Linked DNA regions of Homo sapiens: all the other regions are linked to region 3. Evidence: chromatin loops called from intact Hi-C (ENCODE). Cell type or tissue: OCI-LY7. All regions are shown on one strand.

Region 1 (8,000 bases), 140 kb before region 3:
ACCAGGCTGCGGTGCTTCGACTCGATGGGCGGCGGTGACACGGGCTTCTCAGGCTCGGGCGGCTTGGCAGCCTCCTCCTCCAGCTGTTGCTGTGGGGAGAGGCAGAACGTGAGGGATGAGCACCCCAGCGGGCGGAAGGAGGGCTGCAGCCCCCAGGGCGCGGGGAGGCCCCCTTGCAGCCCGGGCCACGGCCGCGCACAGGAAGTCAGGCTGCTACACATTTCCTGTGAGTCACCCCAGGGACTCCGCACCCGGGAGAGGCCCCAGCTCCAGGGCCAGCTGCAGCCTCCAAGCTCCAAAGCCAGGTTCAAATCCTGCCTTCGTGACTTGCCAGCCAGGGAAGCACAGCCAAGCAGCCTCACCCTGCTAGCCCTCAGTTGCCCCATCAGTAAACGGGGCTGATTGCCGTGCCGCCATTCTGACTGTGGTGAGAACTGAATGAGTTACACAGGCAGGCACAGTCAGGCCTGCTGCGAGCCGGCATTATTACCCATTACGGTTCCTACAGGCAGCATCAGTGCTAGGAGAGGCTGTGCAGACTCCACAGCTGCACTGGTGAGACTGGAGCCCAACTCCCACTCCTACTTACTGCGTAGCCTTGAGAAGCTCCTGGACCTCTCTAAGCCTTACCTTCCTCTTCTGGAAAATGGGGATAAAAGAGTTACTACTCTAGAGAGCCGTTGTGAAGGTGAAATGAGCTCATGATGCGTGCAAAGCACGCAGCACCTGACACACAGGTGCTCCTCATCAACCCCATCATCCTCATCCTCATCACCCCCATCATCCTCATCCTCATCACCCCCATCATCCTCATCCTCACTACCCCCATCATCCTCATCCTCACTACCCCCATGATCCTCATCCTCATCACCCCCATCATCTTCATCCTCATCACCCTCATCATCCTCGTCATCCTCATGACCACCATCACCCTCATCCTCATCACCCCCATCATCCTCTTCCTCATCACCCCATCACCTGCATCCTCATCACCCTGCTCGTCCTCATCCTCATCACTGTCATCCTCATCACCCCCCTCATCTTCATCCCCATCACCCCCATTATCCTCATCCTCATCACCCCATCACCCTCATCCTCATCACCCTCATCCTCATCACCCCCATCATCCTCATCCTCATCACCCCATCATCCTCATTCTCATCACCCCCATCACCCTCATCCTCATCACCCCCATCATCCTCATCCTCATCACCCCCATCATCCTCATCCTCATCACCCCATCATCCTCATCCTCATCACCCCATCATCCTCATCCTCATCACCCCCATCACCCTCATCCTCATCACCCCCATCATCCTCATCCTCATCACCCCCATCACCCTCATCCTCATCACCCCCATCGTCCTCATCCTCATCACTGTCATCCTCATCCCTCCCCTCATCTTCATCCTCATTACCCCCCTCATCTTCATCATCTTCACCCCATCATCCTTATCTTCATCACCCCATCACCCTTATCATCCTCATGACCTCCATCATCCTTATCACCCTCATCATCCTCATCACCCTCATCCTCATCACCCCATCACCCTCATCTTCATCACCCCCATCACCCTCATCATCCTTATCCTCATCACCCCCATCATCCTCATCCTTATCACCCCCATCACCCTCATCCTCATCACCCCTTCATCCTCATCCTCATCACCCCCATCACCCTCATCCTCATCACCCTCTTCACCCTCATCCTCATCACCCTCATCCTTATCACCCCCCTCATCCTCATCACCCCCCTCATCCTCATCACCCCCTCATCCTCATCCTCATCACCCCATCATCCTCATCACCCTCATCCTCATCACGCCCATCACCCTCATCATCCTCATCACCCTCATCATCCTCATCCTCCTCACCCCCATCATCCTCATCCTTATCACCCCCATCACCCTCATCCTCATCACCCCTTCATCCTCATCCTCATCACCATCACCCTCATCCTCATCACCCTCTTCACCCTCATCCTCATCACCCTCATCCTTATCACCCCCCTCATCCTCATCACCCCCCTCATCCTCATCACCCCCCTCATCCTCATCCTCATCACCCCCATCATCCTCATCACCCTCATCCTCATCACGCCCATCACCCTCATCATCCTCATCACCCTCATCATCCTCATCCTCCTCACCCCCATCATCCTCATCCTCATCACCCCCATCATCCTCATCCTCATCACCCTCATCATCCTCATCCTCATCACCCCATCATCCTCATCCTCATCACCCCCATCATCCTCATCCTCATCACCCCCATCATCCTCATCCTCATCACCCCATCACCCTCATCCTCATCACCCCCATCATCCTCATCCTCATCACCCCATCACCCTCATCCTCATCACCCCCATCATCCTCATCCTCATCACCCCCATCACCCTCATCCTCATCACCCTCTTCACCCTCATCCTCATCACCCTCTTCACCCTCATCCTCATCACCCTCATCCTTATCACCCCCCTCATCCTCATCACCCCCCTCATCCTCATCACCCCCTCATCCTCATCCTCATCACCCCCATCATCCTCATCACCCTCATCCTCATCACGCCCATCACCCTCATCATCCTCATCACCCTCATCATCCTCATCCTCATCACCCCCATCATCCTCATCCTCATCACCCCATCATCCTCATCCTCATCACCCCATCATCCTCATACTCATCACCCCCATCATCCTCATCCTCATCACCCCATCATCCTCATCCTCATCACCCCCATCATCCTCATCACCCCCATCACCCTCATCCTCATCACCCCCATCACCCTCATCCTCATCACCCCCATCATCCTCATCCTCATCTGTCCATGTATGAACCCCCTCCTCCTAACACAGTTGGAAAGAGCATCCCATCATGCTGCCGTCTGCTTCATAGCAAGAGGGAGGCTGAAGACCAGAGGGTTTAGGGCACTGGCCCAAGGTCAGATGGAAGGCCAATGCCCCATTCTGCAATGTGACAGGGCATCACAAGTGAGATCAGAACATGGTTCTGCTCCACTTATGACGCTCGCACAGCCTGCACATTACCACAGAGCAGATCAGTATGAACCCAGAAAGGTGCCCAAGAAGAAGTGAACACAGGAAAAGCCAGAAAATCCAGGATGCTGGCTTTTACAGACTCCATCGCTGGCGGTTTGAGCAGAACTGCCTCAGTCCCACAGCGACCCCTGGTGGTCGCTTCAAGAAGGGCATCAAAATGCTCCCCCAAAGCACGGAACAAACAAAGCCAAGAAGGGGAAGAAGCCCACAGCCCCGAAAGGGTGGGCAGGAGGGAGGCTCCCTCCAGCCAGGGAAGGTGGCCCTTCCTCAGGTACTAGAGAAAATACTACCTGGGACACCTACAGAGACCCAGCTAAGAGGGTGACTAGCTCTGCTGGGCCTGGATTCAAGCCTGAGCCCCCCGCTCACCAGCTCTGCAGCCTCAGCCAGGGCCCTTCACCTCCCTGACCTCAGTGTCTACTTCAGCAGAACCTGTGGGTATATGCCTACCTCATAAGGTTGTTTGGAAGATCAAGGAGATAATGCTGAAAAAACTGCTGCACAGCAGTGACACGCTATAAAGGGCTCTCTAATGCAAATCAAAACCACAATGAGATACCGCTGTACAACCACTAGGATGGCTGGAATCAAAAACATTTTTTAAAGGAAGATAAAAAAGGGTTGGTGTGGCTAGGGACAGTGGCTCACACCTGAAATCCCAGCACTTTGAGAGGCCAAGGTGGGCAGATCACTCAAGACCAGCAGTTTGAGACCAGCTTGGGCAACATGGTGAAACCCCATCTCTACAAAAAACACAAAAATTAGCTCGGTGTGGTGATGCACACCTGTACTCCCAGCTACTCAGAAGGCTGAGGTAGAAGGATCGCTTGAGCCCAGGAGGTAGAGGCTCCAGTGAGCCAAGATGGCACCACTGCACTCCAGCCTGGGCAACAGAGTGAGAATCCATCTCAGAAAAAAAAAAAAAAAAAGCTGGGGGGCGGTCGGTGAGGATGTGGAAAACCAGGAAACCAGGAATCTTCATGCATTGCTGGTAAGAATGTAAAATGGGGCAGCTGATGTGGAAAACAGCCTGGAAAGTCATCAGCAAATTAAACCTAGAGTTACTGTACGACACGACCCAGCAATTCTGCTCCTAGGTATACACCCATGAGAACTGAAAACAGGTGTCCCAACAAAAACTTCAACACAAATGTTCAACAGCAGCACTATTCACAACAGCCACAGCCCAAATGGCCACAGATGATGAAATAAACAAAAGGAGGCATCTCCATACAACGGAATATGTTTCAGCCATAAAAAGGAATGAAGGATGGAGACAAGAGACAACATGATAAACTCCAAAACCATGACACTATGTGGAAGAAGCCAGAAAGGACGCATACTGTGTGATGCCCTATATAGGAAATGTCTAGAACAGGTCAGTCCATAGAGACAGAGAGTAGGGGAACGGGGAGTGGCTGCTTTAGCTCCTATGAGGCTTCCCTGTGGGTTGTTGAAATGGCTGGGAACCAGAGAGAGGTGACAGCTGCACAACACTGCAAATGTACGAAATGCCACTGAATTGTGCACTTTAAAATAATTATGCTTGAGAATTTCACTTTTAAAAAATGCCAAAGTGGAATTTAGAGGGGAAAAAACAAACAAACAAAAACCTAACCATTGAGGGCTGCCTTGAGCCACCTGGCTTCCAGCTGCAGTCACCAATGTGTGCCAGTGACCCGCAGCTTCAGCCCCACCCCAAGGCCAGGCCTGGAAGCCTAACGGTGCGGTACCAGGCTGGCCCTGGCAATGCCTGCCCACGCCGCTGGGGCCCGGCCCCTCTCGGGATGCCTGTGCCACCAACATGAGACCTACCCACTGCCCACTGAAGCCTAGGACAGTTGGCAGAGTCTCCAGGACCGGGTCTCACTGCTGGACTATCCTCAAATCCTGGTTCCCCCAACCACGTGACAGCCACGATGGACACTTGAAATCAATGCTCTCCCCCTGGAGCGTCCTTCAAAACCCAGCTACCAGGGCACCTCTTCCTGGAAGCCTACTCTCACCAGCCTTCACCCACCTGCCTACAGTGGCTAAAATGAGCCCTTGATCCTCCTTGGAGCCCCTACTTCCTTGTCTGGAGGGCACTAGATATGAGCCTGTTTCTCCCATTAGTCTAGACGCTCCCTGGGGCCCAGACAGTGTCACAATGACTCAATCAACCATTTTTAATGAGCACCTACTATGTACCCCATGCTGCTCAGAACACAGCAGTTAACAGGGAGACAAGGAGAGGACCACTGTATAACAAAGCTGGGTCTATATTAATTCAAATAATGATGTCACCAGCAGGGTGATGAGACAGATCAGTGATCAGCAAAATTTCTTTTTGTTGAGATAGAGTCTCACTCTGTTGCCCAGGCAAGAGTGCAGTGGCAATCATGGCTCATGCAGCCTAAACCTCCTGGGCTCAGGCACTCCTGCCTCAGCCTCCTGAGTAGCTGTGACCACAGGCATGTGCCTCCACACCTGGCTAATGTTTTAAATTATTTGTAGAGACAGGGTCTCGCTATGTTGCCCACGCTGGTCTCAAACTCCCGGGCTCAAGTGATCCTCCAGCCTCAGCCTCCCAAAGTGCTGGGATTACAGGCATCAGCCACCATGCCCAGCCCAAAGCTTTTCTTTAAAGGCCTAAACAGCAAATATTTTTGACTTTGCAGGCCACACAGGTCTCTGTTGTGATGACTTAACTCTGCCACTGTGGCAGAAAAGCAGTCATATAAACACACATGTGTATACAGATACACAAACAAGTGGTCGTGGCTGTGCCAATAAAACTTTATTTACAAAAACCAGCAGCAGCTAGAATTGGCTGGATTGGCTGAACCCGGGATAGAGGAGGGTTGGGGGTGTGTGTTCCTGTACAAGGCTGACAGTGGCCTCTTGGTGTCAGGGACATCTGAGCAGAGACCTGAATGATACCAGGGAGCAAACCATGAAGAGCTGGGAAAAGGCAGATTATCAAAGAATTGTATATTAACTCATATTTAAAACAAAGTTATAAAATGAATGTTATAAATATTTATATCAGCTTTTTCTCCGCTTGTCTTTGTGTGGTTTCAACAGTGACAATGAGGATTTATTTTTAATCTCGGGATCTTGCTCCCTCCTCTACAAGTTGTCCATTTTACAGGCAAGGAAACCAAGGCTCCAAGAGATGAAGGTTCCAGGGCCACACAGCTAGTAAAGAGCAGTTAGGAGGCCAGTCCATTCAGATTCCAGAGCCAGGGGCTGTTTCCCCACATTACAGATAAGGAAAGTGAAGCACAGAGAAGGGACTGCCCACCCCACGTTGCCTGGTACTGGAAGAAACAGGATCTGAACCTGGACAGACTGGCTAGAAATCCTGAACTTTCACCCTCCATTCTTGTGCTGTCTAATGCGGCAGCCTGTGTGGCTATTCAAAGGCACATTTAATACGTATATTAAATAAAAATTAAAAATCAGTTCCTCAGTCGCAGTAGGCACATTTCAAATGCTCAACAGTGGAACATGGCTATCCTGCAGATACACAGTGTTTCCATCATGGCAGAAAGTTCTGTGGATGTGCTCCTGTCCAATAAACGTAAAGGGCATAAAAACCAGTGAGCACCCAGGAACTTGGGAAGGGCTTGGCACATGTCTGTGACACCGCTGTCACTGCTGCTAGAATGGAGACTCAGAACAAACACTCCCCCTCCCCCTGCCCATTCACACCTGCTTCTTCTTCAGCTTAGAGATCTGCTGCTCTACCATGGTGATCTCTCGGTCCACGCGGTCCATGTTCTGGATCAGCTCCTCCTTGGACAGCCGTGGCGGCACCAGCTCCAGCTCAGGGTCAGTGTGCGGGGGGCTGGGGGGAGACACCGGTTCCAGCTTGCCCGTCAGGCTACGGTCCTGTGGCAGAAAAAAAACGGGCATGGGGTCAGCACAGGGGACACCCCCCAGTCTGTACAACCCTGTGATGGTTAATACTGTCAACCTGATTGGATTGAAGGAGGCAAAGTATTGATCCTCGGTATGTCTGTGAGGGTGTTGCCAAAGGAGATTAACATTTGAGTCAGTGGGCTGGAGAAGGCAGACCCACCCTTAATCTGTGTAGGCACCATCTAATCAGCTGCCAGCGAATATAAAGCAGACAGAAAAATGTGCAAAGGCGAGACTGGCCTAGCCTCCCAGCCTACATCTTTCTCCCGTGCTGGATGCTTCCTGCCCTCGAACATCACACTCCAAGTTCTTCAAGCTTTGGGACTCAGACTGGCTTCCTTGCTTCTCAGCCTGCAGATGGCCTGTTGTGGGACCTTGTGATCGTGTGAGTTAATACTCCTTAATAAACTCCCCTTTATGTAATATATATATATATTTTTTCTATTAGTTCTGTCCCTCTAGAGAACCCTGACTAATGTAGTTGCCAACTTTTTGCCTGCTGCCATCCATGTAAGATGTGACTTGCTCCTCTTTGCCCTCCGCCATGATTGTGAGCCCTCCACAGCCACATGGAACTGTGAGTACAATTAAACCTCTTTCTTTTTTAAATTGACCAGTCTTGGGTATGTCTTTATCAGCAGCATGAAAACGGACTAATACACACCCCCTCCCCAATACACCCCGGGTTTCCATCCCTGACTCCAGGCCCAGAGTCCTGGACATCTGTCAGGACAGTCCTCACCTGTTCAAGGATCCCATTCCCATCCCAGCCATCACCCATTCTCCAAAATTCAGAGTCCCTTACAGCCTTCAAGATGCGGTTCAAATGCTCTTGCTACATGAATGGTTTCCCAGCCTCTCCTCAAGTTGTGAAGTCTTCCAACTCCCTGTTCGCGTAACACACCTCTCTTCTTCCACTTACCCCATCTGTGTGTTCCCCACCAGCCCAAGGAACGAAGACCCACAGCCTCCATTCTCCCAAGGCCTGGCCTCTGCATACCCTCTGTAAACATTCATCCATGAAGCTCAGTCCAAA
Region 2 (8,000 bases), 67 kb before region 3:
AGGGCATGTGGGCCACAGTGTGGACTGAGCCCCACGCCTCCCCGGCAGAGCCGCCCCCGTCAGGGCTTCCCGGGGCCGGGCGTCTCCCAGCTCAGCCCCGCAGCAGCAGGTCTCACTCGCTGTGTCACGCTCCCCTGTGCTCACACCCACCACTCACTCGCTCAAGGCCGCAGTCGCACTTGCTCACTCTGCTGCACTCACATTCACACTCATTCACACTCGTGCACACCCGGTTCACACTCACCGGCTCGGGGCCACCCACACACATTCCAGCTCAGGCCCAGGCCCACTGGCCGGCTCCGTGGGCCCTCCCCGCACAGCATCCCACCAGCTCCTTCATGCTCACTGTCCCCCAGCAAGCTCCCACGCTCCCCCTCACCCTCCCAGGCAGGCTGGGGGAACCCGGGCACCCCCCATTCCTCTGAAGCCACCAGCTCAGTCCACCCACAGCTGGAAGAAGGGCCGGGCCTCCATCCTCGCGCCCCTGGGGCTGGCCAGGCTAGTCTCCCGGCAAAGCAGATGCACGGGGAGAGCAAGGACCAGTTCCAAGGCTCCCCTCTGCCAAGCCCACCATGACCACGCATGGCCCACAGGCTGAGACTTGCCCCCACCTGCCAGCACCCCCCTTGTCAGCTCCCAAACAAGCCCACCTCCTGGCGTTGGCTTTTACCCTCAACTCTACCAAACGCACCGTCACCCTGCTCTCCACCCTGCTGGAACCAGAACAAGCACCATCTTTTCCTCCTCCAGGAAGCCCGCCTGGCTCACCCCAGCCACAAAGGCCAACCTGACTCGTCCATTCGCCACACCCAGAGATGGGAAGCCACCACCCACAGCCACACAGCTGCAAGAGGCAGAGCCAGCCGACATTCAAACCCAGAGGCAGCTTCGACCTGCCTCGACCAGGACACCATCAACCTTCAGCTGCTCAACAAACAGAGGGGACAGACCCCCTGTTACCTGCCAGGTACAGGGGCATGACTGCGAACACAAAAGCTGAGGGTCTTAGGGGCCAAGGTCACACACACACACACCCAAACACCCTCCGGTACACCCATAAGTGAGCAAGGTGATTGCAAAGAGTGGCCCCTGGAGTGACGGACATAAACCATGGCGACCCAGCAGTGGTGGGAGGGAGGGCAGGGAGGGCAGGGAGGGCCCCCTGCAGGAGGAGACACTGGAGCCAAGCACAGAGGGCCGAGGAACAGGTGTCCATGAGGAAGGAAAAAAGAGCACTCCAGGCAGAAGGCACAGCCTGTGCAAAGGCCCAGGGGCAAGAACCAGATCAGAGGGTTAGAGAAGCTGGGGCAGCCAGAGGGCTGGGGAGTGGAGAACTGGAGAGGGTTGGGGAGTAGAGCTGGAGGGGGATGGAGGTGGAGAGCTGGAGGGGGATGGGGAGTGGAGCTGGAGGGGGATGGGAGTGGAGATGGGGGGATGGGGGTGGAGATGGAGGGGGATGGGAGGAGGATATGCAGGGGGATGGGGAGTGAAGAGCTGGAGGGGGATGGGGTGGAGAACTAGAGGGGGTGGGAGGTGGAGAGCTAGAGGGGGGTGGGGAGTGGACTGGAGGGGGATGGGGAGTGAAGAGCTGGAGGGAGATGGGGGTGGAGATGGAGGGGGGTGGGGAGTGGAGAGATGGAGGGGGATGGGGAGTGGGGAGATGGAGGGGGATGGGGGTGGAGAGCTGGAGGGGGATGGGAGGTGGAGGGGTGGATATGGAGGGGAATGGGGAGTGAAGAGCTGGAGGGGGATGGGGGTGGAGATGGAAGGGGATGGAGAGTGGAGATGGAGGGGGCTGGAGAGTGGAGAGCTGGAGGGGGGTGGGGAGTGGAGAGCTGGAGGGGGATGGGGAGTGGAGATGGAGGGGGATGGGGAGTAGAGAGCTGGAGGGGGATCTGGGGTGAAGAGCTAGAGGAAGATGGGGAATGGAGATGGAGGGGGATGGGGTGGAGATGAAGGGGGATGGGGAGTGGAGATGGAGGGGGTGGGGAGTGGAGATGGAGGGGGATTGAGTGGAGAGCTGGAGGGGGATGGGGAGTGAAGAGCTGGAGGGGGATGGGGAGTGGAGAGCTGGAGGGAGATGGGGAGTGGAGATGGAGGGGGATGGGGAGCAGTGATGGAGGGGGATGGAGGTGGAGATGGAGGGAGATGGGGAGAGAAGATGGAAGTGGCTGGGGGTGGAGAGCTAGAGGGGGATGGGGGAGATGGAGGGGGATGGGGAGTGAAGAGCTGGAGGGGGATGGGGAGTGGAGATGGAGGGGATGGGAAGTGGAGAGCTGGAGGGGGATGGGAAGTGGAGAGCTGGAGGAGGATGGGGAGTGGAGCTGGATGGGGTGGGGAGTGGAGAGCTAGAGGGGGATGGGGAGTGGAGAGCTGGAGGGGGACGGGGAGTGGAGATGGAAGGGGATGGAGGAGGAGATGGAGGGGTGGGGAGTGGAGATGGAGAGGGAAGGGGAGTGGTGATGGAGGGGTATGAGGAGTGGAGATTGAAGGGGATGGGAAGTGGAGATGGAGCAGGTGGGGAGTGGAGATGGTGGGGGGGTGGGGATGGAGCTGGAGGGGGATGGGGGTGAGGATGGAAGGGGATGGAGAGTAGAGATGGAGGGGGTGGGGAGTGGAGAGCTGGAGGGGGATGGGGAGTGGAACTGGAGGGAGATGGGGAGTGGAGATGGAGGGGGATGGGGGTGGATATGGAGGGGGATGGGGGTGGATATGGAGGGGGATGGGGAGTGGAGATGGAGGGGGATGGGGAGTGGAGATGGAGGGGGTGGGGAGTGGAGATGGAGGGGGTGGGGAGTGGAGAGCTGGAGGGGGAGGGGGTGGAGAGTTGGAGGGGGATGGGGAGTGGAGAGCTGGAAGGGGATGGGGGCTGTGTTCCTGGCCACAGGAGGGGAGCCACGTGCTCCAGTGGAACACATAACTGAGTAGGAACAGTGTGGGGCAGGGCCAGCGAGGACACCTTTGGGTCAATCCCTGAGGGCTCCATGGAGGCATCGACCTCTTGCCCTCCCAGACCCAGCCTCAGCCTCTTCCTGCATGGAGGATCAGAACTGTGGGGCTCCAGCCTCAATGCTGGGCAAGGGCTTGGTGTCTGGACTCTGGAGCCTTTCCCACCAGACCTGCAGCAGCCACAGGAACAGGGCGGGCCATTGCCTCGGGGCTCCTGTGCCTCCAGGACCCATGATTACTCAAGCCCAGGGCTCAGTATAAATCCTCCCTCTCAGCCCAGCCTCCCCTGACCAGCGGCCACACCGGCCACAACAGCCACACCCTTGGCAGGGCCACATGAGGGACATCTTCCAGAAGGGAGAAGGACGGGTGTTGATTGAGCACCCACAGGGCCCACAGAGATGGGCGAGGTGGGCGACAGCAGCCCAGGCTCCACTCCAGGCCACCTCTGCCCTGGGCACCGAGGCCAAGACCCTCAGCGCCCGTCCCAGGCCCTAGGAACCTGCCAGGCCAGCATGAGCCAGCCTCGGGGCGTGCTCCGCAGAAGCTCTAAACTGGACCCCGCAGACCCACAGATCAGACCCTGGCCCCCAAGGGGCAGGCATGACTCCCAGAAGCCTTCCCTGCAGGCTGGAGTTTGGGGACTTCCAGCACAGCACAACCTAGGTGCCGTGAGACATGGAGGCGGCTCACCGCCCTCCCAGGGCCGGCCGGGGTCCACCGGATACATCTTCCCACACGGGGTGAACAAGGAGCCTCCCCTGTCTCCTGCAGTGGTGTCACCTGGTCCCCGTCCCTGTGGTAGCCAGCAGTCCAGACAGCCAGAGCGGGAGGGAGGCAGGCTCCGCAGCCCTTCCATTGAGAAGCCGCCGGGATATGTTTTCCTTCTCCAGGGACAGCTGAGGCAGCCTGCCCCGTGCCAGCCCTCCTGGAATCTGCAGAGGCAGCCACCCAGAGTTCACCAAGGTCTCAGTCCCCACTGGACTGCAACAGCCAAGGGCGGGTGGGTGGGCGAAGATGGGGGTCACAGCCTCTCTCCCTCCCATCCCTCCTCCACCAGCTAGGGCAAGGGCCACCAGACCAAGGCCAAGGGGGCTGGCAGCATGGATGTGAGTGATCAGGGCCTGCAATGGGATCAGTAGGGAGGTGGGGATGGGCCGCAGCCCCGTCCAGAGGGGGACTGAGGAGCAACCCCGTGCCCTGCCCAGGAACGCGCCCCAGCCCCAGGGCCACCTGTCTGCTCCCAACAAGGAAGGCTGCACTGACACCGGGCATAGCGACTGGGGAGGAGCCGCTGCAAAAAACCATGACAACGATCATCACAATAATAACAGCCCTCACTTCCTGCCAGGCCACGTGCATCTCCACTGTCCGGACCCTGTTTCAGGGGTGGGGAAACAGACCCACACGGGGTTACCTGCCCCAGGTCACACAGCCAGTGAGGGGCGGGGAGACGGGACCCCGAGCATCTGACCCTCTGCCCTCGGCCACTCCATTCTCCACCCCGACAGCGCCGTGGATTTAGCAGGGACTAGGCTTCCCAGAAACCTCGCCGCCCCTCTCCTCGCTGCGGGGTGTGGGGCCGCCATCAGAGACAGCAGCCGGCAGGAGCAATTAGAGGCCAGGAAGGAGCCGGGGTATCGACCGCTTTTGGGAGGGAAGGGGGACGCGGGCTCTGTCGGGGTGGCAGCAGCCTGGCTCATGGCCAAGCACGGGCCACGACAGGGCAGGGAGCGCAGCCCAGGCCGGGAGGCCGCGGAGGCCCCACGCGGCAGCACGGAAAGGCCAGCTGTCCGTCCACCTGTCTGTCCAGCCCCCTCACCCTCACAGGCACCGACAGCCCCTCGGTGCCTGAAGCTCAGGGTTTCGCTGCCTCCGCACAATGCTAAGCCCCTTACGATGATTAACTCGTTTAATTCTTAACAACCGCCCCACATCCTCCCCCTGTGCAGATGGAGGCAGTGAGGCAAGAAAGCCCTCCCAGAGAGTTCCCAGGACTGGGATCCACACTCAGCGTCAGTCAGCACCAGCGACGCCGCCTCTGCCCGGCACCCCCTGCCCGGGGAGCCCCAGCGGGGAGGGAGATGAATGGAAAGGGTGCACTGGAGACTGCTGGATGAGATGGAAGCTTCGGGAAACCTCTCTATGCCCCGCAGTGACCCTGTCTGTAAAAGAGGAACATCACAACACCTGCCTCACAGTATGCTGTAGATGAACTCAGGTTTAGCCCCACAGATAGGCAGAGCAAGTACCCCAAAATGTCAGCTGCTGGCTTCTCCCAGAGAGGCTGCCTGGCCTGGGGACCCCTGAATCTGCAGCTGAACAGAAAAACCACTGCAGACTCTCCCCAGCCTCTGCCCCGGGCTGCCCGCCCAGGAGCAGGGTCTGGCCTTTAGAAGCTCCCTGGAGGGCGGGGGCACCATCCGCCAGAAGCAATTAATTGCTGGGTCAAGAGATGGTGAAAGAGATTTGTCACGAGGGCCTGGGGATATTCAGGGTGGGAGGGTGGCCCACACTGATTCAGTTGCCCCACCTTCCACCTCACAAGCAGGCTCCGCCCCCACTCAAACCCCCAGGACATCCTCCTCTGCCTCCACACCCGCCCGGGCCCAGGGTAGGTCAGGGATGCAGCCCCAGCACCCGTGACCTGCTCCCAGGAGGGACCTGCTTCCACCATTCAGCCGGTGCCCACACACAGGAGGGGACAGCCAGGCACAAGTGGGGCTGACATACAGAGTCCCCGGTGGGCCCCAAATGGGCCTGAGACCCAGATCAAATCCCTGAGCCATCTCATCTTGGCAGGAGACTGCGACCCCTGTGTGTGCTGCTCAACTTCGCAGAGGCAGTTTCCTCTCGGTGAAACGGAGGCAATTATATTAGGTGGCTAAAATCAGGCTGGCTCCCGCTCCAGCCCTAGTGCTGTCATTTTTTAAAGCCTGAGGAAGGTGCCTTGCTTCTCGGAACCTCAGTGTGCCCATCTGTAAAACGGGGATGATGCCAGGGGCTACTCTGAAGAGAAATTTACAACCTGGCACCCAGCAGTGCTCAGTTGAAGCTCACCATCGGGGTTCACCAGGCCACCTCCCCAGGGCCCCTTGCCAGCCTGCAACCCTACTGAGACACCAATGTCCCCAGCACCTCGAACACCCAGAAGCGGGGCCCAGGGGGAGGGAGCAGAGTCTCGGAGGGCCACGATGAGAGGACTGGATAAGAGCCCACCTTCCCTGCCTCCCACCTCCGCAGCAGGCCCAGGGGAAACATAGGCTTTGGTGACCACCAGGCTGGGGCCAGAGGCCAGTGACAACAGAAGCACCCAGAGACAAGGCAGCCCCTGACCCAGATCTTCCATGGGCAGGGCTCTGCAGGAGCCTCTGGTCTGGAGGGGTCCGAGGCACAGGTTTCCCCATGGGTCCCCATCAGCTTTCAGCCCCTGGTGTCCACACCCAATCCCTCCACACCAACCCACCGACACACGGGGACCCTCGAAGCCCCCACCACACAGATGGGAAAACCAAGGCCCAAAGACGCCAGGCAAGGGCAGCTCAGCCCGGGATCTTTCTCATGTACCGGTGAGCTCAGCTCAGCCCAGCAGGCGTTCAGAAGCCCAAGTGGCCCGGCTGGGGTCAGGGCCCTGAGTCAGAGCAAGAAACGCAGCAGAAACTGAAACAGCCCAGTGGCCCCACATACTCCACAGAGTGAGCCACGCTGCTTCCCTGCGCCGCCCCGTGCTGGGAAGTTCTTGCTTCTGTGGTCAGGGTGAGGGTGGGGGTGGGGGACGAGTGGCGTGGAACAGCCTTTCAGCCTGGGGACCCTCTCTGGGCCCGGCAGATGAGCAAAGTTCCATGCACACAGGCAGAGCTGTGAACTGGCCCCACCTCAGAGTCTCCGTGTCACCCAGGACACATGCAAAGCCACACATTACCTGGGGCAGCAGTTCAGGGGTATGCATAGGTGAAGCATAGACAGGCAGGAGAGACCCATCCCAGGCACAGGCTGTTTCTGCTCCCTGCAGGGCTCAGCCTGCAGCAAGGCCACAGAGCACAGGTCTCGTGATCTCAGGATAGGGTCTGAGACCCGGGTTCAAAACCTAGCTGCACTGCTTTCTAGCTCTGTGACCCTGGGCACGTGGCTTAACCCTTCCGAGCCTGCCTGTTTCCTCGCCGTAAAATAGAAACTCAGCTCACAGGGCTGACTCAGAGGCTCAGTGAGCGAATGCCTGCCTACAGTAAGAGTGAATGCCCAGCATACAGTAAGGGCTTAATAAATATGTACAGCAGTTCCTGCTTAGCCACGGCAGCTTTCCACAGTTTCAGTATGGTGGTCTGAAAACAAACGGAAAATTCCACAAATAAACAATTCGTAAGTTTTTGGGTTTTGGGTTTTTGTTTTGTTTTGTTTTTCTCACTCTGTTATACAGGCTGGAGTGCAGTGGTGTGACCTCAGCTCACTGCAGCCTCCGCCTCCACCTCCTGGGTTCAAGTGATTATCCTGCCTCAGCCTCCTGAGTATCTGGGATTACAGGCGTCTGCCATCACGCTCAGCTAATTTTTGTATTTTTAGTATAGTCAGGGTTTCACCATGTTGGCCAGGCTGGTCTCAAACTCCTGGCCTCGAGATCCACCCACCTTGGCCTTTCAAAGTGCTGGGGTTACAGGCATGAGCCACCGCGCCCAGCCAATTCCTAAGTTTTAAATTGCACGCTGTTCTAAGTAGCATGATGAGATCTTGCACCGTCGCGTCCTGTCCAGCCCAGGACATGACCCCTCCCTCTGCCCGGGAGGACCCACTCTGCAGACGGTCCTGCCTGTGAGTGTCCATCCCGGGAATCAGATCAACTGTGATGGTAGAGCAGTGCCTGTATTCAAGTAGCCCTTATCTGACTGAACAATGGCCCCAAAGCACAAGAGTAGTGATGCTAGCATACCGTTAACATTGTCTTTTTATAATATTTTATTTATTTTTATTTTTTTTGAGATGGAGTCTCGCTCTGTCGCCCAGGCTGGAGTGCAATGGTGCAATCTCGGCTCACTGCAACCTCGACCTCCCAAGTT
Region 3 (8,000 bases):
GCCCCTGCTTCTGCTCCTGCCTTGCTTTGAGGGGCAGGGGGCAGGTGTCAGCCCTACAAATAGCATCTCCCCTCTTCCCTCCTCTTCCCTACCCCCTGGGAGTAACCTGCTTGTTTTCCCAACAGGTGTTAAAATAACGACCTTTGGGCTAAAAAGGAAGCTGTGTGTGTGAGTGATAAGAGGGTCTGGCTGCCTGAACCGCAAGGAGGGAGCGAGGGAAGTGAGGTGGGGACGGAGGTCGTGGGGAGAGTTGGCAATTTGCAGGGAGAAGGCTTTCAGCTGGACTGGGGCGGATCAGGGCCTCTTTCTCCCCATGTCCTACAGAACTCGGCTTCATTCTTTTCTTCACGAGGAAGGTTTGCAGGAAGAAAGGGCCCAAGAGCCACAGCCGTCCCCTGCCTGGGTGCTCACCGTTTGCCTGTGCGGTCCTCCCCTTCACTCGGCCTGGGGTGCTGTCTCCCTGCTGTCCTGGGTTAAATTGTGTGCTCTGCAAAAAGATATGTGGAAATCTTAACTCCCAAACCTTAGAATGTGACCTGATTTGGAAACAGGGTCATGGCAGATGTAATTGGTTAAGATGAGGTCTTGCTAGAGTAGAGCAGGCCCTAAATCCAGTATGACCGGTGCCCTTATAAAAAGAGGACAGAGACACATGGGAAGGTCACGTGATGACGGCGGTGCTGGGAGATGCAGCCACAAGCCAAGGCATGCCAGGGATTGCTGGCTGCTGCGAGAGGCTGGGAGGGGGGCGAGGAAAGAGCCCACCGGAGTTCAGAGGGTGCATGGCCCTGCCCAGAACTTGATCTTGGACTTCTGGCCTCCAGAACGGTGAGGGAATAAAACGTCTGTTTTTTGAAGCCACCCAGTTTGTGACGCCCAGTTACAGCAGCCTAAGGACAGGAATATATCCCTGTTGTGCCCAGGCCTAGTCACTGTGGACTTCAGCAAGTGCTGTTCACTTCACCTTCAAAACAGAGTACTTCCCAAATCTGCCCTTCTCAGGCCAGGTGCGGCGGCTCACGCCTGTAATCCCAGAGCTTTGGGAGGCCGAGGCGGGCAGATCACTTGAGGTTGGGTGTTTGAGACCAGCCTGGGCAACATGGTGAAACCCTGTCTCTACTAAAAATACAAAAATTAGCCGATGTCGTGGCGGGCGCCTGCAATCCCAGCTACTCAGGAGGCTGGGGCAGGAGAATCGCTTGAAACTGGGAGGCAGAGGTTGGAATGAGCCGAAATCGTGCCACTGCACTTCAGTCTGGGCAACACAGCAAGACTCTGTCTCAAAAAAACATGGTGAAACAAAACCAAATCTGCCCTCCTCTACTCTTCCAGGGAACACCCTGGTCAGAGCCCCTGCCCTCCCTTGCCTGGACGGTTGCAGGTGCCCCCGCCGACCCCCACAGTTCTCCCAACTCACTATGCCCCCTCTTCCCCCCAGCAGCCAGAGGGGTCCTTTCAAAACCTACATCAGGCCAGTCCCCATGCTCCTAAAGGTATCCTATCCTGCTCCAATTCCAATAAAACCCCAATTCCTTTGAAGAAGGCCCCCATGACCTGGCCCCTTCCAGCCCCTGTGATCTCTCTCCTACCACCACGTCGCTCTAGCCTACTGCTTCTCAAACACACCAAAAACAGTCCCACCTCAGGGCCTTGGCACGTACGGGTCCCCTGGCCTGGAACCCTCCTCCTCACATCTCCACATGGCTCCAACTGTCTCTTTATTCACGTCTTTGCTCAAATGTCACCCTCAAAGAAACCTTCTCTGATCACCTGTAATGAAATCGCCACACATCACCTTCCTCGCCCACCCCACATCATCTCCCTCTGCCCGCTTTGGAAGATGATCTTGTCCGTGGCAGAGTTGCCTTACAACCCACACCCTTCTCACGGGCTCTCTTTGAAGCAGCTGTTCCATTTCTAGGAAACGATTCTACAGAGGTGCTGGCCTGGGGCGCAGAGGCACGGACAGGCCAGGATGTGCCTGGTAGGGTCACTACTGCAGCAAAAGCCGAAAGCCAAGCTCCGTGTCCATCGCGAAGGCACTGGGCATGTGGCTATGCAGCCGTGACAAAGGATGAAGCCATCCCGTGGCCAGGGCGCAGAGTGACCTCCCAGATCTACGTTTCATGTGGCGTTTCTGCCGTGTATTTTTAAACCCGGGGACAAATGTATGCGTAGTAAAGGTCGTGAGGTCATTTGTCTTTGGTGTCTAGCTTGACAGATTTTGAAAAAATTGACCCTTTTAAAAAGCAAACTTTATTTTTCAGAACAGCTTTAGACTCATAAAAAGATTGTGAAGACCGAACAGTCACCCCATACTCCACGCCCAGTTTACCCTACTGTTAGCATCTGACATTAGTATGATACATTGTTTAGAATTTTGTGGGGGAGGAGACAGTGTCTTGCTCTGTTACCCAAGCTGGAGTGCAGTGGTGCAAACATGGCTCACTGCAGCCTCAACCTCCCAGGCTCAAGCAACACTCCTGCTTCAGCCTCCCAAATAACTGGGACTGCATGTGCACGCCACCATGCCTCGCTAATTCTTTTTGTTGTTGTTAGAGATAGGGTTTCGTTCTGTTGCCTAAAATGGTCTGGAACTCCTGGGCTCAAGGGATCCTCCAGCCTCGCCCTCCCAAAGTGCTGGTATTACAGGCGTGAGTCACTGCCCCGGCCCATTTTTCACAATTAAGGAACCAGTGTGGATACATTAGTATCAACTGACATCTGCCTGTTTCAATCTCACTTCTTCCCCAGGGCCCCAGGTGGCATCTGTCTTTGGCCTTCTCGAGGCTCCTCCGAGCCTCTGGGCTGGATAGTTTCTCAGACTCACCTTGGTTTTGATTTGATGACCTTGACAGTTTCGAGGCAGGTGACCTTGACAGTTTCGAGGCTTGCTGGTCACGGAGCTGCAGGATGCGCCTGCATTGGGATTGGTCTGATGTTTTTCTCATGATGAGACTGGGGTGACGGTTTGAGAGAATTTTTCAAGCCAAGTGGGTGCAGGAGACCCATGAAGGCCCCTCCCGCTGATCTTTTGAGGAATATGTATTTCTATCTGTGCATTTCTGCTTGTGTGTTCCTAAGCTACTCCCTGGAAGGACACACAGACACTGGGAACTGAAGATGCTTCTGGGGCGGGCACGCGGGCCCCTGAAGACAAAGTCGGAGAGATGCATGCTTTGCAATGTGTGCCCCGTTGGTACCGATTGAAAAAGTTATTTAACTACACGTATACGAGACTGAACTGTGTGTGTACATTTTAAAATAAAACAAAACGTGCTTCCTGTTCTGCGGCCTCTGCCCCTCCCCTCGGCAGCCCTGAGGCTTGGCCAGGGTCCAGGAGGAAGGCGCGGGGAACAGGTTGGCCCAGTCAGCTGGCTGGGACTTCAAAGGAAAGCGCCGCTGGGGCCCACCTGGGGCGCAGCGGAGCACCTCCCACAGAGGGAAGGAAATGCCAGCCCTGGGGCGACCTCAGAACATCTGCAGGGACAAGGGTGTGTCAGGCCACCTGGGCAAGCGCTTTACCTCTCTGTGCCTCGGTTTGCTCATCTGGGAATTGGGGATGTTGAGAGCACCTGAGTCCCAGCACTGCTGTGAGGGTGAACGTGATCCTGAACGCCAAGGGCTTGGCTAGGCTTTTCACGCGTGCTCTTCACACCGAGAATACAATCAAGCCCCACACCCACCCCCAGCCCGCAGAGTCCTATGTGAGCAGCCCCTGTCCACTTCTCAGACCCCATCTCTCTCCCCAGCTTCCTCCCGACCCAGGTCCAGCCACACTGGGCTCCGAGCTATTCCCACCCCAGGACCGTTGCACCAGCTGTGCCCACCACGAGAGCATTTCCCCCAGACACCCACGTGGCTTCCTGGCAGGTCCTTCTGGCTGGGTCACAACCCAATCCCCTACTGAACTGGACATTTCACCACCTGCGTTCTTGAACTCTGACGAGGTTTAAGGCAGATATGGGCACAGGCAGATAAGGGGCGTAGGTGCATGGGGGGTGTGTAAGGGCCTGCCTGGGAGGCTAGCCTCAGAGGCTCTGGGAGACGAATTTTCTCTTCTTGAGGGAGCCCCTGGGGGTGGGAAGGTCCCTGGTCCTTCAGTCCTGAAACTCGGTTGTAGAGTGGGTGAGAAGGACAGGGTGGGCAGAGGGATAGGACTGGGGTCCCGGAGGATGGAGGGGAAGACCCCAGACAGGGGGCCCCAAGCTAAATCTAGCAGAGGGGCCCAGACCCTGACAACATAAGGTCACAGCCAGCTACCCAGGGCCCCGCATGGAGTCCCCACTCCCCTCTTACCAGCTCAACCTCTCTACAAACCTCAGTTTCCCTCCTGTGTGCCTGGAACAGCTGTTGCAGGCGCTGTGAGGCAGGGATGGGGGAATTGAGGAAGGTCCTCGAGGCTGGGAAGTTGAGGCTGGCAGCCGAGACAACTGAGGCGTGAGGAGCACAGCTCTGTGCCCAGGCAGCTGCAGGAAAACACCCCGAAGGGCCATTTGCGGGGAGCCCCCAGTCTGTCTAAGTGACAGATGTTATTCCGAGAAGAGCCTCTCTCTACCCAGGATGCTGAGTTCCACAGGATGCCTGCAGCAGGGCTGGCCTGGGAGGTTGTGCAGATTCAGCATTGCACAATTTTGGGGACCCAAGGTTCCAGAGAGGCTTCCTGGAAGGGGGGCTCAGGATGAGCCATTTGGCCCCCCCTTTGTCTCCCTTCCACCTGAAAGCTCAGTTGGAACAATCCCAGCCTCGCAAGGCTGACTTGATGCCGCGAAGCGATGCTGAGTTAGTGCTGCCTTTGCTGAGACTCACAGCTGAGTAAAAAAAAGAAAAAGGAAAAAGGCAGAATTTTTTAAAAGCTGCCATCAGCACAGGGCGCCCAAGCTGCCCCTGCCTCGCCGTGACCTTTGGAGGGATGCACGCACGGCCATAAGCATCACGTGGGGCCACGGTTCGGACTGGCGCCAGCCTCCTGAGTGAATCCCGGCACTGCCACTTCCCGGGTGTGTGGCCCCAGGTAAGTCAGATAACCTCTGTGGTCTCAGTTTCTCTTTGCATAAAATGGGATTAATAACAGAGCTTGCCTCTCCATGGTTCATGTTGGGGCCCCTGCTCTCCAGGCCTGTGGGGTGCATCTGGCTGTGTCTATGTGAGTGCAAATCTGCTAGTGTCTGGGAAGGTGCATGTGAGTTTGGGCACGCCCAGGCCATCCCATCTCCTCTCTTCTGGGCAGGCTGGAAGGCTGCCTGGAGGTGGTGGCAGTAGCCAGTTTTCCTGTGGTTCCCAGGAATATATTGTGTTTGGCTGGGCCAAACAAAGCCAAGGCACTGTCACCTGCCCACGGTGGGGATTAGGGACCTTCCATGATTTCCAATCTATTTGATTCCTGTGGTTTTGATCACATATAGCAAGGGTTTGTGCCCAAAATGCGTACAAATCTGTTTGGTTCTGGGCTTTGGACAGCGAGCTGTGCAAACTGCTCAGCAGGTACCAAGTGCTGTGCAAGTGTTGGCTGTGGTGACCCCCCTGTACCAAGCGCTGTGCAAGTGTTGGCATGGTGACCTCCTTGGGAGGCTGCAGGTTGGGCTGTGCCTGGTGCCCACTGGGTGTTCCCTGATGTCTGGCAGCTCCCACCACACTGGCCCTGGCTGCCGGGCAATCTCCCCTCTGCCTCGCGTACCGGCTGGCTGTCTTTCCCTGGCCCTCTCTCTAGGTGTTTGATGGTTGTAAACTCTTTGCAGAACATTAAAGCAAATGGGAGCAGCCCAAACCCCACCAGGAAAGAGACAGGCCCTCCCAGCACCATCCCAGCGCCATCCCAGCGCCACCCCAGCGCCACCTCAGCACTACCCCAGCGTGGTGCCGCCCACACCGCCCCTGGGGCCTGCCTCTGGGAGGCATGGGGTCTCCTGTGTGTCGCTGAGCTCCAGAACATTCATGTCCAGGCCTGGGGGCCAAGGGCGGGGGGTTCCCAGAGGGTGCATTGGACTCTCCGAGGTGCTGGGGAGGTCCTGTATCCCCTTCCACAGGCAGGTGACAGTGCCACAGCCTTGGCCTGAAACAGCCCAGCTCCAGTGAAATAGGTCCCTGAGAACCATGGGACAACTGGCTGCTGCCTCCTCCTCCAGGCAGTCCTCCAGCATGCCTGATGGAGAAGGAAAGGGTGAGGCAGCCTGGGCGTGCCCAAACTCACACACACCCTTATACACAACTGTTACAATCACATACCCTCATAGACACTTGCAGAATGGTACAAACTCACACAGACACACCCACACACACCCCCTCACATTCACACATATAGGTTCACAATCACACTCCGTTACAGACACACACGCAGAGTGATACACATCTTTGGAAACACACTCCAGGCAGAGACGCACTGTCTCTTACACACACATACAGACACCTTCAGACAGATGCTCACGCATGAGACCAACTCACACCCAGAGACACATGCTCCCCTGAGCACACACAGCCCACACTCACACCCACTCACAGTCACTGAGACAGACTGTCCCGCTGACACCCAGGGTGGGTTGCCAGATCTAGCAAATAAAGACATAAGCCCCTTGGCTGACTCTGACAAATGATTCTTCAGTGTAAGTACATCCCGTGCAGTATCTGGGTGCCCTGCATTTTATCTGCAAGCCCAGCTCAGGGGCACTGGCGCAGATTCACACTCAGACACCCACAGACTCGCTCTGGCAGCCACACAGACATCGCCCTGTGCAGGAACTTAGCACCCAGAAAGCCCTGCCTTCTGACTCCCAGCCCCTCCCCAAGCCCAGGACAGCAACATTCTCTTCACCCGTTCCTGCTTACGAAAATAGCCCATGATGGGCAGAATGGGGCTCCCCGAGACCTGGGCGTGCTCCCAGTGGAAGAGGTATCCCTGAAAGTCGCCTCGCCAGTTGGTTATAAGAGCACCCATTTTCCAGGTAAGAAAACCAAGACTCGGATAATGATGCAGCCTGTCTGAGCCACACAAAGCAAGGCCATGTTCTTTCCCCAGCTTCCGCTATGGAAACCATTTGGGAGAAAGGACCCGGTTGTTTTTGGAGGGCCCCACTGAATAGCCTGGGCTCAGGGTTGGGGCCTCTTTTTATTGATAGGTAAATTTCACAAGAAGAATTGCCTGCAGAGTTCTGAAAGTTATCCAAGCCTCACTCCTGGCAATTCTGATTCAGAGCAAGGCCAAGAAATGTGCGTTTATAAAAACCACACTAGAAGATTCTGATGCATCCTCCTGGTTAAGAGCCACTGTTCTATCCTCAGCAGAAAGCTCTAGCTCAAGGACAGAAAATCCACAGCACACGTATCCACACCCCTTACCCATGCCCATGGCAGACATCACTAATCAATCATGATAATCTTTCTCGTCAAACTCAGGCCCAGCCTCAGAATCCCTCCCAGCTCAGGGCTCCAGGGAGCCAGTAAGTGGAGTGGTTTCTATCCTGGTACTAATCAGCAGATTTACGATTTCATCATTGTGTCCCACTCATGAGCTTCTGGACAATGTTACTTGGCAAGGTCCCTCCCTGCCTTCACTTTTTCCAAAAACCAAACATAGTAACAATATACTAACAGCTAACATTTCCTGCTGGGTTAGTATGCACCAGGCATGGGGCCAAGTGTTTTACATGCACTATTGCATGCAATCTCCCCAGTGCTGCATTGTAGTAAAATCATCATTACCTTGATGTGACAGAGGAGGAAAGTCAGGCATGGGGCAGTCAAAAAACTTGGACCAGGTCACACAGCTAGGGAGTGGTTGAGCAGGGATTTGACCGCACCCTGCAGTGGGATGACCCTCAGTCCTCCTGGCTTTTGACCCATGTCCAAAACCCTCCTGCAGTCCTGCCCTTTGTGGGTCTGTGGGCCCCTTCCCATCTGGGTCCCATATCCCTGACTCACCCACATCCTTGCTGTGTGAGTCCCGGTCCTTTCCGGAGTACCCTTGGAGATCCCTGGCCCCCAAGCACTTGTGACTTTAAGAATGT

Evidence for each region. A loop is a pair of places that touch in the nucleus more often than their neighbours do. Peaks named below come from ENCODE experiments on the same cell type or tissue, not always from the same donor. Only the 100,000 strongest peaks of a DNase experiment are listed, where the experiment ranks them.
Region 1: it touches region 3 in a loop (3-fold over the local background); 5 of 110 quality-filtered maps call a loop at or near these places.
Region 2: it touches region 3 in a loop (12-fold over the local background); 2 of 110 quality-filtered maps call a loop at or near these places.

The regions. Positions count from the first base shown.
Region 1 is chr12:124,466,198-124,474,197 of GRCh38, forward strand. It overlaps NCOR2 (nuclear receptor corepressor 2), which reads right to left. Exons shown (of 49, transcript NM_006312.6): 6 at 6,755-6,934; 7 at 1-89. Among named protein-coding and RNA genes, the nearest start is that of NCOR2, 97 kb to the right of the region's middle. RefSeq lists an enhancer at 1-89 and a silencer at 87-296. In OCI-LY7, CTCF peaks have their summits at 114, 3,197 (motif pointing left) and 3,407; DNase peaks (open chromatin) are centred at 174 and 3,175; H3K4me3 peaks cover 831 bases; H3K27ac peaks cover 1,098 bases.
Region 2 is chr12:124,539,088-124,547,087 of GRCh38, forward strand. All of the region lies in intron 1 of NCOR2 (nuclear receptor corepressor 2), which reads right to left. Among named protein-coding and RNA genes, the nearest start is that of NCOR2, 25 kb to the right of the region's middle. RefSeq lists enhancers at 427-1,136, 3,351-3,884, 4,953-5,487. In OCI-LY7, no CTCF peak of the experiment used is centred here; DNase peaks (open chromatin) are centred at 4,264, 4,894 and 5,134; H3K4me3 peaks cover 1,587 bases; H3K27ac peaks cover 1,331 bases.
Region 3 is chr12:124,605,873-124,613,872 of GRCh38, forward strand. It overlaps LOC101927436 (a long non-coding RNA gene), which reads right to left and starts at 3,272. Exons shown (of 4, transcript XR_242964.4): 1 at 2,831-3,272; 2 at 1,642-1,770; 3 at 412-487. RefSeq lists an enhancer at 3,600-3,729. In OCI-LY7, a CTCF peak has its summit at 3,407; DNase peaks (open chromatin) are centred at 2,789, 3,399, 3,879 and 4,519; H3K4me3 peaks cover 1,864 bases; H3K27ac peaks cover 2,153 bases.